2 separate regions of the Homo sapiens genome follow, and region 1 is linked to region 2. A link is a loop called in an ENCODE intact Hi-C map of the cell type or tissue named here. Cell type or tissue: prostate gland. All regions are shown on one strand. Region 1 overlaps LTF (lactotransferrin). Region 2 overlaps FYCO1 (FYVE and coiled-coil domain autophagy adaptor 1).

Region 1 (2,500 bases), 500 kb after region 2:
GCACGCACTTATTCTCACCCTGCTCGTCGCCAATACACAGAGCACAGAGATTAGATCTCGGGTCAGACCCAGGGGCACAGCTTTGACTGAAATATTCATCTGGAGAGAAGGAACACGGGGAGTCAGCTCTTCAAACCTGAGTCCACACAAGCAACCTTTACCTAACAGCCGATGCAGGGTGGTTTCAGTTCATTAGACTTCCCAGGACAGCAATCTAGATAGAACACACTCACCATCACAAAGCAACATGTTGTCACCAACATAGGACCCACCAGAAAAGCTTCATTCAGACTGTAGGCACAGATGGACACCCAACTAAGGCTGGGGATGAGAGCTGTGGCTGCCTGGAGGGTCCCGTCATCACAGCCTTGAGCTGGGGACTCAGCTCATGACCGTGATGGCTGTGTGCAGCAGAGCCTGTGAGTTGCCTAGTCCAGGATCTGATTTTGTTTTTATCAGTAATGGAAACCCTGCTTTGTATCTGGGTGCTTGGCCCTTTGGTATAAAGACTAGACTTATCAGACTCCCTGGGGCTCATATGGCCATATGGGTAGCTATAGGCCAGTGAAATATCAGCAGGAGTGTTGGGCGCCAGCTTCTCAGAAACATCCTTGAAAGACAATTGGTACATGCCTTTTGCCCTTTCTTCTCCTTCTCTTTCTTCATCCTGCACATAGAATGCAGAAGCAGGGACTGGACTTAGAGATGCAATGTGGGCCATGAGGTGACCTTGAGCATGAAAGCCACACAAATGGCAGAGTAGCCAAATGATTAAAGCCCAGGTTCCAGACCCCATATTGTCTTCATACCAGCCCTAGGCAAACCACCTCTGGACTACATGACACAGAAATTAACTTCTGTCTTGTTTAAGCCTCTACTATTTCAGGAGTTTTCTGTTCCTTGCAGCTGAACCTGATCTGAATTCGTTCATTGTGTGATTTAACCCAAGAAAGAATAAACAAAGGTGACAAGAAAGCTCTGCCCCACTGAGCAAACGTCACCCATTATCAGACTCCCACTGCTGCTGGAAGAGCCACACTATGTGTCAACCTCAGGAAAAGCTGGGAGTTCCCATTCCATCCTGGCAGTTTCCCTACAGCTCAGAGGCTGCCATGGAGCTGGTGAGGAGCAGAGCCACGTGAAAGCTGCCTGCCCCGGCCAGGATCAAAAACCCATGCAGTGGAGCCCCTGCCCTAGGAGACGCCCATACAAGAAGGGAGTCACATTGAGGATGTGCTACACACCATGCCACGGGGCCCACAGCAGGCAGGGTGTGGCTGATGCTGACTAGGATGAGTGTGGGGTGTGGTGGGGAGAGAAAACTGCAGAAGCAGGTGGAGCCAGGCTCTTGAGGTCTTATTCAGGCTCCGTTGCAGTGTAGAGTAAGCGTCAGTTTTGCTTAGTAACAGGAGTCACCTTTCATGAGGCAGGCAGACATCTTTCCCCAAGCTGGGAAGCCAGAGTTTAAGAGGAATTTAGGTCTGGAGCTCCAAGAGGTAAAAAGCATTTGCACATCTTGGAACTTGCATTTATTCTTAGGGTGCAGCGAAATAGGCAGATATTCCAATCTTTAATCTTGGGGTGGGGTGAATGGGGCATGGGAAGTGCTGTGCAGGGAAACCCCCAGTGCACCCACGCCTCCAGGGGGCAGCCACAGGGAGAATTTCCTTATGCTGGAAGAGGCCTGCAGGCCACTATCAGCCTGCAAATCCCCTCCCCTCCCTTCCCTAAGGTTCCACAGCACAATATGCCTACCCTCCAGGGTGGCCCACCCACCGCACCTTTGGAACTCCTTACCAAATTTGCAGGAGCCCGTCTGGTTGAAGAGCAGGCCCATGGGGATATTCCAGCCTGCAGTCCTGTCCACGGCGGTGTGGCAGGACTTCTTGCCTTTCACAGAGTTCCAGGTAAGGCTAGTGTCTGATCTCCTAACCACCGCCACAGCAAGATATCCTGGCATAACAGATGACAGAAAAACAAGTCTTAACCTCCAGGAGGCCTGGCACATGGATTCCAGTGGAGCTGTCTACAGCCCAGGCCAAAACAGGCCAAGAAGCAACACCAGGCAATGATTCCCTCAAAGAACTGGCCTTTTTAGGTAGACCGAGAAAGCATAAGCTGCTGCCTTATGTTAAGGTGAGATTGATGAAATAAAACAGTAAGAAAAGCTGATTATTTTAGTGATTACAGGGGACTGTCTTCAACCAGCCACACAATGTCCCTGAGTTACAAACCAGCAATGCATCTCTCAGTGTAAGCTTCTACAGCAACAAACACTATAAACAACAAGAGAGACCCCAACAGTGCATAAATCACCAACCACAGTGTGCATCAGGCAAGAGCACCAACATCCAGCCAGCTAACGGCTGTGTGGGTACAGGGGCACATGTCCCCAGGGACTGCCCTGAGCTGAGTCTGAACCCACCCTGCACTGGTTGAACTCAACATGGTTGCCGTTGTCCTCCTGAGAGAATGCATCTGACAGACACCCACCAAGGGC
Region 2 (2,500 bases):
TTTTTCAATATAAATCAACATACTACTGTAGAAACTTTGAAAACTATTTTAAAAAAAGGAAGAAATAAGTCACCCATAATTCCACCAGCTGGAGGCCAACTGTTAATAAAATGTGATCATTTTTTCCAGGTTTCTAAAAGTACGGTCAGTTAAAATCACATAGTTTATCATGAACTCTTATGTGAGGGCCCACAGAATACATGGCAGAAGGATTCAAGGGGTTCATGGACTCCCAGAATTGTAGGGGTGTTTGTGTGTGTGCGTGTGTGTCTGTGTGTGTGTGTGTGTGTGTATATATATATACATTATTTCTGAGAAAAGGTCTGCAGTTTTTAGGAGATTCTCAAAGGAGTTTATGGTCAAAAAAGGTTAAGAATCACAATTTTATATCCTTTTGACATCTATTTGTTGTAATAGTAATAGTTAATACTTATTTTGCATATTTACTTTGTGTTTACACTGTTCTTAGCAATTTAACTGTATTGCATTTTCCAAAATCAGTAAAAATACTTCCTAAACATTTAAGTATATTCTATTTTATGTATGAATTGTAATTTGCTTCATCATTATCAGACTTTTACACTACTTCCAAAGTTGTAGATTTTTTTTTTAATTTTCAGAAAACAAAATAGGATTTTAATTATAGAGGATAAAGAAATGAATGTTTTTAGTTCGCCTAGAAGGGAAAGTAATTTTTCATACTCTATTTGCACAGCACTGTCCAGGCCCAATCTGTTTACCAATTATTATACATCAAAGTTTACCAATTATTACACATGAATTTGCACAGGTCCTTTGAGGAAATGTGTAATGGCAGCATAAGGGACCAGCAAAAGCTGGAACAGGAAGATACCAAAAAAAGGCGAGAGCGAGTCAAGCAATAATGGGGAGCTGAACATTATTCTTAAGAGCAAAGCCACCTGTTTCATATTTTAAATGATGAAAAAATATGTTTTTGCCCATGTGAATCAATAACACATACACATCATCTGACCTACTTAATACAGTGCCCCAGAGAGCTTGTGGGGGGCAGGATGTCTACTGGCTGACCTATCACCCTTAGAGATCTAACAATTGTGACGTAAGGGCAAGGATTTTTATTAAGCAGTCTTAGCCCAAAGGCAGCATCCTTCCTTGCTAGAGAGAAAGGGCACTTTGGTCCCTGGAAAGACAGAGGCAAGCAGCAGCATCGGAGACACTGCTCCCAGTCAGGACTCAAAGTCAGCGACAGAAGTGTTTCTGAGTGGATTAGGAAAGGTAACCTCATCGTTTATATGCACTTGTCTGGTCAGGCAATATTTTGACTTTGCTGGCAGAGATTCTGTCCAAACACCTGCTCTTCTTCATACATCTTCTAGAGGTGCTGGCCAGACATGGCTCCAGGTCACTGGAAATGAGCTGCTGCATGTTGAGTATCTGCAGTCCTGTAGCAAGGGCAGACTTGGCACTCATGGGCTGATGTTGCCGCAGCTGCCCCTGCTCCCACACCACAGGTTACATGATCCCTTGTCCTGTCCATGGTCTTTGGCAGGGTCACAGGGCAGAGGGAAGGGTCAGAGAGAAGTGACATCTTGAAGGGCTGGTGCCCTGGGTAAGAAAGGTTGCCCATCTGGCATCCCATTTCAATTGGGTTTTCTGCTTGTTAAATGAGGCCCCTAAGTCCTAACCTGCCAATCACAGGAGCTAAGGCAAGGTTCCGCTTTGGGGAAATCTACCTTTTAAGAGACTTCTTGTTCAGAAGTCTTCAGGAAATGAGGCTCTGATGGTAGAATGCCATAAACTGTGTTAACTGATGAAGGGGAAAGTTTAGTTGGGAAGTGAGGAGAACCACCCAATGCTTTAACCATGAAGCCAGCTCAGCCAAAGTGCTGGGCAGTCGTGGGCTTTTCTATGCTTTGTTTCCCCATTAGTAGCCTTTGAAAATCTATGCAATTGAGGGGAAGTAAAGGCAGGAAGGACTACCTACCCAGGCAGAGCAGTCTTGCCATCCCCAAACACCTGTGGTCTCCAGGAGTCTCCTTGATAGGAGAGCCCCCTGGTAGGGGCACTTGCTTTAGCTTTCACAATTTATTAGGAAATGGGGCTCAGGATGGGTGGGCAACTGTGGTGAGGCAGGGGGAGATGAAAACAGGCATGTTCCATTGATGAGCTCATATTATCAGTGGGCTCAACCATCCATCATCAGTGTTGCTCTTCCAAACAGCACTGTGCCCACCTGGCAGCAAAGCGACTTTTGGTTTCAAAATAATTGAGCACAGGATTTTATGGAATGTGCTTAGGGGTCAGTTATGAGTTGTCTCCCAGATGGGTGAGATCCTGAGAATTTTCAGGCTAATGGAGAGTCCTCATCCTGTCTGAGCAATTTCCCCTCAGAATTGGTTATCTTCAATATACTGGACTGTGCTGTTTCTACACATCCCAGTGGGTGGGTTTAGAAGATGACTATTTGCCCCCTAAATGTGGTCAATGGGATAGCAGGAAGACAAAGAATGCCATCCTC

Evidence for each region. Peaks named below come from ENCODE experiments on the same cell type or tissue, not always from the same donor. Only the 100,000 strongest peaks of a DNase experiment are listed, where the experiment ranks them.
Region 1: it touches region 2 in a loop (2.9-fold over the local background); 8 of 110 quality-filtered maps call a loop at or near these places.

Annotation. Positions count from the first base shown.
Region 1 is chr3:46,443,484-46,445,983 of GRCh38, forward strand. LTF (lactotransferrin) reads right to left here. Exons shown (of 17, transcript NM_002343.6): 12 at 1,798-1,953; 13 at 1-99. Among named protein-coding and RNA genes, the nearest start is that of LTF, 20 kb to the right of the region's middle. In prostate gland, no CTCF peak of the experiment used is centred here; no DNase peak of the experiment used is centred here.
Region 2 is chr3:45,943,926-45,946,425 of GRCh38, forward strand. The region is part of intron 14 of FYCO1 (FYVE and coiled-coil domain autophagy adaptor 1); the gene reads right to left. The region is part of intron 1 of CXCR6 (C-X-C motif chemokine receptor 6); the gene reads left to right. Among named protein-coding and RNA genes, the nearest start is that of CXCR6, 1.7 kb to the left of the region's middle. In prostate gland, no CTCF peak of the experiment used is centred here; no DNase peak of the experiment used is centred here.